Linked DNA regions of Homo sapiens: region 2 is linked to region 1. The links are chromatin contacts, found by Hi-C in ENCODE. All regions are on one chromosome and are shown on one strand. Each heading gives the region's core, a stretch centred on a gene start or an enhancer-like site at or near the end of the contact. The rest is flanking DNA. Distances are from core to core; before and after follow the strand shown. Region 1 holds the start of NCAPH (non-SMC condensin I complex subunit H). Region 2 holds the start of LIPT1 (lipoyltransferase 1).

Evidence for each region. Hi-C counts contacts between places; a loop is a spot of excess contacts on that map. Pooled maps may share reads with other maps.
Region 2: a pooled map shows a loop between it and region 1 (3-fold over the local background). The contact joins the promoter of LIPT1 here to the promoter of NCAPH in region 1. A Hi-C loop is called at or near these places in 6 of 50 pooled maps.

The regions. Positions count from the first base shown.
Region 1 is chr2:96,333,629-96,340,012 of GRCh38, reverse strand. NCAPH (non-SMC condensin I complex subunit H) reads right to left here and starts at 4,247. Exons shown (of 18, transcript NM_015341.5): 1 at 4,165-4,247. The coding sequence starts at 4,183. RefSeq lists enhancers at 3,091-3,932, 3,933-4,774 and a silencer at 3,853-4,172.
Region 2 is chr2:99,151,509-99,158,010 of GRCh38, reverse strand. It overlaps LIPT1 (lipoyltransferase 1), which reads right to left and starts at 3,044. Exons shown (of 2, transcript NM_145199.3): 1 at 2,960-3,044. It overlaps TSGA10 (testis specific 10), which reads left to right and starts at 3,069. Exons shown (of 21, transcript NM_025244.4): 1 at 3,069-3,318. It overlaps C2orf15 (chromosome 2 open reading frame 15), which reads right to left. Exons shown (of 4, transcript NM_144706.4): 4 at 6,342-6,502. RefSeq lists enhancers at 2,467-2,516, 2,547-2,626, 2,707-2,906, 2,937-3,166, 3,227-3,426 and 1 more.

The DNA of each region.
Region 1 (6,384 bases), core at 2,998-5,497:
AGACGGAGGCTGTAGTGAGCCGAGATGGCGCCACTACACTCTAGCCGGGGCAACAGAGTGAGACTCTGTCACAAAAAATAAATAAATAAGTAAAAATAAAGAAGGAGAAACCAGCAAAAGAGCTGGGAAATGTGCAACTAGTGAGGTGGGAGAAAATCAGGAGAATGTGGCATTCTAAAAGCCAGGTGAAGAAAGTATTTTTAGGGGAGGAGGATGTGATAAACTATGTAGATGAGGACTGAGAACTGATCATTGGATTTAGAACCTAGGGTTACTAGTGATCTTGACAAAAACAGTTTTCCTAGAGTAGTAAGGGAGAAAGCTGAACTGGAGTGGTTCAAGTGAAGATGGGAGAAGAGAAACTGGAGACAGCAAACGATGACAAGGTGTTCAAGGACTTCTCTTTTTTTTTTTTTTTTTTTGAGACAGAGTCTTGCTTTGTCCCCCAGGCTGGAGTGCAGTGACGGGATCTCAGCTCATTGCAACTCCGCCTCCCAGGTTCAAGCAATTCTCCTGCCTCAGCCTCCTGAGTAGCTGGGACTACAGGCGCCCGCCACCACGCCCAGCTACTTTTTTGTATTTTTAGTAGAGACGGGGTTTCACAGTGTTAGCCAGGCTGGTCTCGAACTCCTGACCTCGTGATCTGCCTGTCTTGGATTCCCAGAGTGCTGGAATTACAGGCGTGAGCCACCACGCCCTGCCCAAAGACTTCTACTGTAAAAGGGTGGAGAGAAATGAGAGGGTGAGAGTTGAAAGGGAAGTGAGGAATTTTTAAGACAAAAAAACAAAACAAACAAACAAAAACCTCAGCATGGTAGAAAGAATGAAGCAAAGAGACTGTATTAGTTTTCTATGGCTGCTGTCACAAATGACCACAAACCTAGCGGTTTAAACACACATGTGGCTGGGCGCGGTGGTTCACACCTGTAATCCCAGCACTTTGGGAGGCCGAGGCGAGCAGATCATGAGGTCAGGAGATCCAGACCATCCTGGCCAACACGGTGAAACCCCACCTCTACTAAAAATACAAAAAAATGAGCCGGGCGCAGTGGCGGGTGCCTGTAGTCCCAGCTACTTGGGAGGCTGAGACAGAAGAATGGCATGAACCCAAGAGGTGGAGCTTGCTGTGAGTCGAGATCGCGCCACTGCACTACAGCCTGGGTGACAAAGTGAGACTCCGTCTCAAAAAACAAAAACAAAAACAAAAAAACCCCCACACGTTTATGTGTTCTCTTGCAGCTGTGGAGGGTTACATTCATTCTGGAGGCTTTGAGAGGAGGATCTGTTCCTCGCCTTTTGCAGCTTCAGAGCTGCCTACATTCCTTGGCTCACTGTCCCCCCATCACTCTAACCTCTTGTTCTGTCATCACATCTGCTCTCACTCTACCCCGACGACCTTCCTCTTACAAGGACCACTGTGATTAAACTGGGCCCACCCAGATGATCCATGATAGTCTTCTCAACAGCCTTAACTTAATCACATGAGCAAAGTCTCTTTCACCACGTAAGATAACATATTCACAGGTTCTGGACACCTTTAGGGCAAGTGTTATTCAGCCTATCACAGTGACCATCCAAAATAAAAGGTAAAATTTGCTGAACAATGTACTCAAGCAGGCAAAGAGGTTGCCTTTGTAGAGAGCACAGAAAGCCCATCCTCAGTAACAGGAGAAAAGACAGAGGCACTGGCACAGATGCAGGCAGGGAGCAGGTGCAATGGCAGACTTGGGGATGTTCCTTTTTGTTTGCTTTTTTTTTTTTTTTTTTTTTTCAATAAAATAGGAAGTAAAAACAAGGCTGGGCTCATGCCTGTAATCCTAGCACTTTGGAGGCCAAGGTGGGAGGATCACTTGAGGTCAGGAGTTCGAGACCAGCCTGGCCAACAAGGCAAAATCCCGTCTCTACTAAAAATACAAAAATTAGCAAGGTGTAGTGGCGCATGTCTGTAATCCCAGCTACTCGGTAGGCTGAGGCAGGAGAATTGCTTGAGCCTGGGAGGCAGAGGTTGCAGTGAGCCAAGATCAAGCCACTGCACTCCAGCCTGGGGGACAGAGCAAGACTCTGTCTCAGAAAAAAAAAAAGGGTTGTTGGAGTCAGGGAACCAGAGAGTGAATTAGAAAGATATAGGTGGTATTGAGAAGTGGGGTACTTTGCCAGGCATCTGTGGTTCCAGCTACTCAGGAAGCTGAGCCTGCTTGCGCTCAGCAAGGCTGCCGTGAGCTAGGACAGCACCTGTCAATAGCCACGCACTCCAGCCTGGGCAACACAGCAAGACCCTGTCTCTAAAAAATAATAGGCCGGGCGCGGTGGCTCATGCCTGTAATCCCAGCACTTTGGGAGGCTGAGGCGGGCAGATCACAAGGTCAGGAGATCGAGACCACCCTGACTAACACGGTGAAACCCCGTTCCTACTAAAATACAAAAAATTAGCTGGGCGTGGTGGCAGGAGCCTGTAGTCCCAGCTACTCGGGAGGCTGAGGCAGGAGAATAGCGTGAACCCAGGAGGCGGAGCTTGCAGTGGGCCGAGATTGCACCACTGCACTCCAGCCTGGGCGATAGAGCGAGACTCCGTCTCAAAAAAAACAAAAAACAAAAAACAACAAAGTAAAAATAGGAAGGGAGGAGGCAAGAGACATTTTTAGAAACTGAATCAAGAGGACTTATGAGGACAGTATTTGGATGTGAGCACAGTAGGCTACAGGCTAAGGAAGGAACCTGGACCTTTGGAGAGGATACCTTAACAGAAATAGGAAGCACTTAAGGAGAACCTTGTCTAAGAGAGAAACTAAACTTGGAATTAGAGGCATGCTTTAATTCTCCAAATCTTCTTTCCGTGGTTTCTCTCCTTGCCTTTGATATTATGCATCCATTCATTCAACCGATGGTTACTGAGCTCAAAGACACTTCCTATGTCTACTTCCTCATTTCCCACTCATTTTTCAACCCACTCTGGTCTGGTTCCTATTCCAACTTCATGAGAACTATCTTTTCGTGATCATCTATAACTTCCATGTTGCCTAAACCCTATGGTCATTTTCTGGCCTTTCTCTTGGAATCCAGCAGCATTTGAAACAGCTGACAGTCCCTTCCTTGTTGAAACACTCTTGGCTTCTTCCTATACCACTGTCTTTTGAGTTTTTCCAGCTCATCCTTCTCTATCCAGCTTCTAAACGTTGGTCCTAGATGTGCAGGGCCTTCCTAGTGTTCTCACCTGTTCCCATGGTTTTATGGTCTAATGGTCTATATGATAATGGTATCCAAATTTATTTCTCAATCCATGGGTCACTTCCCTGAGTGGTCCATATAACTCCCCTGAGAGCCAAATTCTCACCTAAGTGATTATAGATCCCTTCACCTGAGTCTCTCCCGTAAGTCACACATACCATGTCCAAAATGTAACTCAATTTCCAAATCTCTTACCCAAGGCCTCCAGACCCTGCCTACGTGTCAGGCCTCACTAAGCTTGGTCACAATGTTCTGGTCAGGTCCTAGGCCAGGCCAGGCTCTTCCCTGCCTCATTTTTGTACTTGCTCCTTCTGCCTGAAACACGTTCCCTAGTATCTGCCTAAAGATCTTCCCTGAACCCCTGGCGGAGCCACCCCTACTCTGCTATACTCAATCACAGCACTCAGCCTCATGTGTAATTATTTCTTTTGTTTACTGTCTGTCTCCCCAACTCCAACAGTATAGAGATATTATCAATTTTGTTCGCCCAACGGGAGAGCTCAGTACTTTTGAATAGATGCAAAAATAAATGCATGCATGCTAAGCATACAACGGTAACCACATCGCTTCCAAAGCCCTGAAAATAACGTCTATTCCAGGAAAACCACCATTTTAATGGAGAGACACCGAGCACGCTTTAGGAGCCCAAGGAGGAGGCCGCCCCACCGCCCGCCCGGGAACTGAGGAGTGTGAGGCAGGGCCCGCGCGCTCTCCGACTCCGGCCGAAGCCGCTTTCTGATTGGCTGAGCGCACAAGGTCCGCCCGCCCCGCGCCGGCCCTCCCCTCCCCCCGCACCGGCCTCTGCTGTCAGCCGCAGGGCCAAGACCCGAGCTGAGCATATCCTCTCTCCCCGCCCAGGCCAGCCCGCCAGCCCTGCCCGCCCGAAGTACTGCTTCGCTAGGGGCCCTTCCCGCCGCGCCTCCCGACCGCCCGGCTCACCTGGGCCGGGAGGTCCCATCTTTCCTTGGCGTCTCCTGAGCTGGTTTTAAATCGCGCGCGTCGAGACGCCTGAGCGCCGTAACGGCCGCGTGACGTCGCCGGCGGGCCGGGCCAGCAGCGCGCCTGCGCAGACCACCTCGGGCCTCCGCGGGCGGCGTCAGAGTGAGTTTTGGGTTGAGGACCCCGTCTGATTGGGCTTCTTGGGGTCGGTGGACCCCCTGAAATAGTATGAAAACCCCCTCCTTCGAGGACTAGGTGCAGGACTGGGCTTGGGAACCCAGCGTCGAGCAGGGTGAGCAAGGCCCGTCTTTCGTGGAATTTACTTTCTTTTTTTTTTTTTTTTGGGACGAAGTCTAGCTCTTGTCCCCCAGACTGGAGTGCAGTGGCGCGATCTTGGCTCACTGCAACCTCCGCCTCCTGGGTTAAAGCGATTCTCCTGCCTCAGCCTCCCGAGTAGCTGGGATTACAGGCGCCTGCCACCACGCCTGGCCAATTTTTGTGTTTTTAGTAGAGACGGGGTTTCACCATGTTGGCCAGGCTGGTCTCGAACTCCTGACCTCAGGTGATCCGCCCACCTCGGCCTCCCGAAGTGCTGGGATTACAGGCGTGAGCCACCGCGCTCAGCCCGTGGAATTTACTTTATAATGGGGAGGCAGATGATCGAGAAAACGAGGTTTATTTCCCTTAGAGATCTGTGCTGTGTGGGCAGCAAAACGCTGAAAACCTCCGGGAAGAGGGACGGAGGGGAGCGGGAGCCTACGTGGGAATGAGGAGCGGTCCAGGTGGGGAAGAACTGATGCAGAAATGCTATGTATACATTAAATATAGTACAAAATGTACATTTAATATAGTGTAAGATGAAGGCCATCGTTTTATTCAGATTCTTGTGAATAGCTTCCTGTGAACACCCCCCACCCTTCAAAAAATAAATAAAGGTCGAAAAAGCGAAATAAGCATAAAATGCCATCTGTCCCCTCAGTTTCATCTAACCCTAAGGATTGAATTATGGGAGTAAAGGCCAGGGTGATTCCCTGGAATATCCCCAGCACATCCTAGAATTTCTTGTAACTCTCATATCTGGCATCTTTTACAGTGTTTCTCTTCAAGGGCACTGTTGGCATTCAGGGTGAAACAATCCTTGGCATGATAGGATGTTTGCCCTCTTTGTGGGCTCTTAAGCCCCCGTAACATCATTTGCCCACTAAATGCCATCAGTGCTGTCGCTCATTTTGGCAATCAAAAAGTGCCACCCTTTGTTGAAAACCACTTTTTTTTTTTTTTTTTTTGAGACAGAGTCTTGCTTTGTTGCCCAGGCTGGAGTGCAATGGCACGATCTCAGCTCACTGCAACCTCCACCTCCCAAGTTCAAGCGATTCTCCTGCCTCAGCCTCCTGAATAGCTGGGATTACAGGCGCCCACCACCACACCCAGCTAATTTTTGTATTTTTAGTAGAGATGGGGTTTCACCATGTTGGTCAGGCTGGTCTCGAACTCCTGACCTCAGGTGATCCACCCGCCTTGGCCTCTCAAAGTGTTAGGATTATAGGCATGAGCCACTGCGCCTGGCTGAAAACCACTTTTTAAGCCTATCTGTTGTTCGTATAAACTTGTTCTTCTAGTGACCACCTTCAAATCTTCAGCGTAAGGCTGTGTGGGTTAGAGAAAACAGGTTGACACTGTTTATCTCAGCAAATGATACCATCAGCCACCCAAGAACCCAAATCAGCACCCAGGAGTCATCCTGGGGGATTCCCTCCCTTTCTCTCCCCACACAATCCATCATCAAGCAAGCTATTTTCACCTCCTAAAAATTGCCAATCCTGCCTTTCTCCTTCCATCCACATTACCTTCTCACTGGCCTGCTCTGGCCCCCCCTCAGGCCCTGAGTAGTGTATGCGGAGTCCAAATCTGAGCTGTCACTCCCACTTGTCCCCCACCACTTCCTCCCGGAAGTATAACACTTCAGGGGTTCCACCACCCTGGGAACCTCTAAGCGTCCTACAAGGTCCTGGAAGGGTCTTCCTGCCAGCCTCCCCACCCCTGCAGCCTCTCCAGCCTCCTCAGGGACCTTGCTCCCCTTGCTCCCTGCCCTCCAGCTGCCCTGGCCTTTTTTCAGATTCCTCTCATCACACCTGCTCCTACCCCCAGGCCTCTGCACACACACACTCCTCTAGCTAGGATCCTCTTCATCCCCATCTTCACCCCCGTAGCTCCAGTTAG
Region 2 (6,502 bases), core at 1,795-4,294, 2.8 Mb before region 1:
GCCTGGCACTGAAGAAAGTACACAATATGTGCTAACTATTTTATTAATATTATGCCCTGATTTCTGGCCTGGCAAAGAGGTGAAATTTCCTAGGACAGATTTTATAGGAAGAGGAAGTATGGGGTTAAGATAATTGGTTCATTTTGACTGTTGAACTAGCGGCCAACGGCACAGAGCTCAATGGATGGTAACTGAGGCCACAGGAAGGTGGTTCAGTGAGAAGATTTAAGGGCCTGCGACATAAGACTGAAGAGCAGCAACATTTAACGGACATACAGAAGAAGGAGGGAGAGCTCCCAAAGGAAGCTGAGGATAGAAGAAAAGGCAGAAAAATTTTAAATATGCTATTATGGAAGCTTCAAGGAGACAAGATGGTCAACAGTGCCAAATGCCAAAGATTGAGCAAATAAGATGAGGGTTGAAAAGGATCTATTAAACAGTATCAAGAAGGTTATCAGTGATCTTGGTAAGAACCAGATGTACTGAGTAAATAGGAGGCCCAAGGTGGATACAATGAGGGTATTCTAGTTGTGAAGTGGAAAAGCTAGGGCAGTAGGTAGAAAGGAATGTGGAGTTAGGAGAGGACTTAAGATGCAATAGATCTGAGCATGTTTAGATGCTGGTAGGGGAGTCAAGAGAGGGCAACACTGGAGAAGGGAGGTCCTTGAGAAAGTGATGGTACTGGGATCCAGAGTTCAGGTAGGGGCAGCCTTAAAGGAGAAAGTAACAAATAGGAGTGGTGGTCACTAATAAGCTGGATGGTGTCTGTGGATATGGAAATTGTCAAAGATCTTGTGAAATATCTTTTCCCAAGATTAAGGCTCTTACTCTTGTCTGCATGTGCAGAGTGTGGCAGGATGGCAAAGTAGTTAAGGACTTAAATTTTTAATCCTGGCTCTGCCACTTACTAATGACTTTAGGGAAGTGGTTTAACCTCTAGCTGCTTCAGTGGCCTCAGACGTCATAAAATGGTTGAGAGAATTAAATGTGTTAATATGCATAAGCCATTCATGTTTGGCAAATATGAAATGTTAACTGTTATGACAGGGTTCTCCCTTTCCCATCTCTATTCTGTGCTTACTGTTCCTATCATATACCATGTATTCCCTCAAGTGAACAAAGATTCCTAACCAAGACACATCAAAGTGGCATTTACCTTGATAAATTAACTATAGTCCAAGATATTGACTTTGGTCAAAAATGTGATCTTGTTAGGGTTCCAGAATTGATCCAATTCATGTATTGAGCCAATGCATGTATTTTAATAGTGCTAAAAATATCTCTCTTCATCCAGGTATTGTATATACAGTGTGAATAAAACACAACAAAGGTATTAATTCAACAAAGTTTTCATCAATTACATGACAGACATTGTTCTTAGCACTTGGGAATCATCAGTGAGTCAAATGAATAAAGGTGATAAGGAGGGCTATTAAAAAAAGTAGATGGCCGGGCGAGGTGGTTCACACCTGTAATCCCAGCACTTTGGGAGGCCAAGGTGGACAGATCACCTGAGGTCAGGAGTTTGAGACCAGCCTGGCCAACATGGTGAAACCCCGTCTCTACCAAAAATACAAAAATTACCTGGGCGTGGTGGCAGGCGCCTGTAATCTCAGCTACTCGGGAGGCTGAGGCAGGAGAATCGCTTGAACCCGGGAGGTGGAGGTTTCAGTGGGCCGAGATGGGCTGGGCAACAGAGCGAGATTCAGTCTATTAAAAAAAAATGTAGAGCTGATAAAGGGAGGATTGTAACTGTGTATGTGAGAAAACTTACATTGCAATTTTAAATAGGGTTGTTAGGCTAAGCCTCATTAAAAAGGCATCATGTGAGAAAAGATGCAAGAAGCTGTTCTAAGCACCTGAACACGTAAACCAATAAACAGACCTCAGTGAGGATGTGACATTTCAGTTGAACCCCGAAAGATAAGAAAAAATCACACAGAGTGAGAAAAAGTGAAAACAAAGGGATGTCCAAAAATCCCTGACTGCCAGCTTATTGATTTACAAAGAGAACTATAGACCATCTATCAGATATTCAGATGAGCCTGTGCAATTATTCACTGTAGGTCTGGTGACAAGCCAACTCTTAAGTTTGCTTGGTGAATACATAATCAGAAAAGGACTGAGTTACATGATATGAACGTCTGACGGAATGGGCTCTGGGGAAGACACTTCCTTAACTCAGGAGAGCCCCTGCTCTTAAGCCGGGATACCCTCTCTCCCCTAGAGAAGGCGTGGATTCATCTGGCACAGGTGTGCCCCTCTTTTTTTATTCTATGCTCCAGTAGCGGATCAGACCCCGACTGAGTAATGCACGGTATTTCAGGATATTTCACAGTCGTTGGGATAGTGTCAAGCCTTTGAAGTTCTGGTTAAATTTTGTTCCTTCAAAATCACTTTGAATCTTTCTACTCTCACCCTTTAATGACTAATTTTTTGAAGTTTTTCCTCGGAAGACTTCCTTACCTTCCATGTTCTTGGGACACTTCGCTACCTCTGCACTGCCAAACACGGCTCCCCATCACTGAACTGAAAGCGAAAACAGCACAATCCCATCTATCTTTCTAGGCAGGCGCAGCTTCTTCATAAGACCTCGCCAAGACCCTATTATTTTGTCCCCTCTCTAATGATATACAACTTACTCAGAATCTCATTACGGTCGTGTGCATGTTTTACTTCGCCCTTTTGGCTCCCAGGGGGCGTGCACACAGCTAGCGTCCAACATGTTTTACGATATTTACCCTCCCTCCTGTGTTCGGGATCAACCGTTCCTAACAGTGAAATTAGGTCGTCCCAAGTGCTGAGGAGAAAGTGTGCACACAAGAGGCTTCAACACCGGCGGAGGCGACCCGCAAGTCCTGACCCACCGCCAGAAACACCGCGCGCGCCCAAGACCCCACGGCCGCCCACGCGCTACGGCCCGCAACATCCCGGTTTGAAGCGTTTCCGCTTCACCCACCTGCGGCTTCCGGTCGTACCCACGGCCTCGTGAGGGCTCGAGCTGGAAAAGTGCGTCATACGACCCCGAGCAACCGGCAGGCCTTGCGCGCGATGCTGCCCCGCCCCCTGAGGGCCGGCCCCCTGAAGCGCAAGAGAAGGAGGGGCGCGCAGGGATCGCGCCTAGTCTCTCCGCCTGCGGAGCCGTGGGGTCCCGGCAGCCCGCAGGAGTGCTAAGTAAGGGTCCTTCAGGGCGGGAACCAGGTTCCAGGCAGGGACGCAGGCTACGTTCGAATAAAAGTACCGAAGGTCATAAGGCCCCAGTTCAGATGGGACTTCCCCGCGTGACAGCACAGAGATAACGGCCAGCCCTGGGCGAAGGTAGGAGAGCGGGCGTGCCAGGTTGGAGGGGTCATTTCGTGGAGCGAGTTTAGGGGGAGCCCCCAGAAGCCCAGAGCAGTCAGGTCACACGACGGGCAGGAAGGAGTACCAGCAAATACTTTTTATTGAGCATACAGGTATTACGCTGGGTCTTTACATATCTCCTCCAAATAAGTGAGTCCAAATGGCAGGTAACTCGAAAGGTGAGAAATTCAAGTCAGCTTTGAAAGACACATTGCATTTAAAGGAAAAACGGTATTCGCAGATGATAATACAGGATGGAGTGGATCAGAAAACACACTGAGGCTACTGATCATTCCCATTTGCCAACTCACTGCAGTTGGCAAGAAAACTCTGTGACTCCATGAGATGGGAAATTACACCAGCAGTCAAGGTAGCAAGGTAATAGTTTCGGCTAAGTTTTGCTGCATAACAAACTGCCTCAAATAGTGGTTTATATCTCTAACGTGGGCAAGGTGGGTGATTCTTCTGCTAGTTTCTCCTGGGCATATTCATGTGGCTTCATTCAGCACAGGTTGGCTACGCTGGGCGGTCCAAGATAGCCTTATTCATGCTCTGGCAGGTGCTGCCTGGCTGCTAGGGCATCTCAATTCAGGCCTAATCTTGGAAGCAGCGCCTCAGCCATATTCTATTGGCCAAAACAACAACAAAGCCAGCCCAGAGTTAAGGCGTGGGGTAATGGACTTCACCTCTTGATGAAAGAAGCCCAAAGAATTTGTGGTCACCTTTTTCAACCTTGCACAGAAATTAATCTCTCCTTCAGTTAAAATAGAAACCACTAAGACTTGCCTCTTGGAGTAAGAATCATTCAGTGTTCAGTTTGCTGATGCTGATACGGTAAATGACCAGGGCTTCATATAAAGCTACAATGAAGACATAATGACACCTCCTTTCTTTATTATCACACCTTTTACCAAGGTCACTCTGAGTAAGTCTATCTTGTATTATGCAGGTGGGAATGAATTTTGTTCAGAGTTAACTGCACTAGGAATTTTCCTAGTTATTATTAAAAACAGTCACAGAATATTGTTGCTCTTTGCTTATATTACTTCCTTCTAAATTCCCTTTCTCTGAAATCTGAGATGGTACAACTTTGGTTTTTTTTCCTAGTTTCTTGATGAAGAGGTTTTAAAGAATCCCATTCCCTCCTCCCTGCTCCAGGACTTCTGTCCCTTGGTTATTCTTACCTTTACCTACTTCTTCAGCTTCTCCACTGGAACCTTTCAAGTGACACTCAAACATGCTGTACTCTTTAACAATCCTCCAGTGACCTCATTTCTCTTTCCACTTGTCATCCTGTCTGCTACCCTTCTGAGCCAAGCTTCTTGGAAAAACTGCTATACATCCAGTATCTACTTTCTCACTTCCCATTCATTGTTTCAACGTACTCCAAAATGGCTTTTCCCCATTATTCCAGCAAAAGTGCTTTTGCTAAGGTCACGGGTGACATTCATATTGCTAGATCCACTGGACTTTTCAGTATTCATCTAAGTGTTCATTTGACTACCTCAACCTGGAGATTCCTGTGGACAACTTTGACATTACCCTGTCAACTCCTCAGTCCCTTTTGCCAGGTTTTCCTCCAGCCTCACTGCCAACTCCGCAGTCCCCTTTGCCAGCTACCCTGATCTAGTCAGCCCTAAATGTTGGAGTTCCTCAGATCTTTATCTCACACTACATTTTCCTTAAGCAATTTCATTCATTCTATGGCTCTAAGTACCATTTCTGTATACAACTTCAAAATTTATATTTTTTAGTTCCATAGATACAACTGCCTTGTAAACCTGGTAAGTCTAAAAGCCATGCTCCTGAACTCACTCTTTCCCCCCAGGGATCCTGCATGCATAAAGGCTAAAGCCTTTTTTGCCAGAAGCCCTTTCTTCTTCCTCACTTTCCGCTTCCAAACCATGACTACATCCTGTCAGACTTCACCTGGACTCTATCCCCTTCTCTCCACTTTTATGACCATCACCATCATTCACTTAGACAACCATGTCACTGCAAAAGCTATAAATGTCCTCAGAGGCTGCTCTATGGAGTAGCCATTCTGTTTCTTTACTTTCTTAATCAACTTGCTTTCAAAAATGTCCTGAGATACGCTTTCCCATTTCCCACGTTAAAATCAAGTTTATGGCCCAGTGGGAGGATCACCTGAGGCCAGGAGTTTGAGACCAGTCTGGGTAACATTGTAAGACTCTGTCTCTAAAAAAATACAAAAACATGCTGGGTATGGTGGCACATGCCTGTAATCCTAGCTACTAGGAGGCTGAGGCAGGAAGATCGCTTAAGAACAGGAATTCGACACTGCACTGAGCTATGATCGCTCCACTGCACTCCAGCCTGGGCAACAGAGTGAGACCATCTTAAAAAAAATCAGTTTTATGTGGTATGTCTTGTGTTGTGTTATGTCCCTCTGAATGCTATACGTTTCTTCATGGCATATCACAATTTGCATCTTATATAATTACTGTATAATCTCCTGTCTTTCCTAGTAGACAGGCACAAAACTCTACAAGGCACTGGCTATTTTATTCACTACTGTATCTCCAGCACCAAGCACAGTGCCAGGCTAGGTGAACAAATGAATGATTTATGTATTTTTTTTCTCTTCTAAAGAATTACGTTCTGTAAATAATAAAAAGCATTGTCTTTTTGGCTTATGTCCCATTCAACAATTGTTTTTCACTCTCAATATTCCCTACAAACACATTTGTTTAGTATTTTTCTGATTAATAAAATATAGCTTCCCCCCGGAAAAGATGCCCTTTCCTCTTTTAAAATGAATATTAAAGAGATTTCCAACTACCAGATATTTTCATAACTGATATACAAAACAAGGTTTTTAAACAGGTTGTTTTTTCTCATATTAAATATTGGTGACATAAAATGGTACCATCTGCAAGACAAACTATTAACACTTGGAAAGAACACTTTTCTAACTCTAAAATGGATTCTATGTGGGGGGAAAAAGCAGTTTTAAAGGCACGATTTAAAATGTGAAATCCTTCTGAAGATATGCAATTTATTGGTCTTTTGCAGTTTATTGGCAGTGATCTTTTACAGAACAAAAATGCAAAATGTAAGAAAGTAAAGTATCATAAAGCAGAATCCCAAAATGGAAATGTAACATACAAAACTGATACACCAGAAATATTGTGAAATA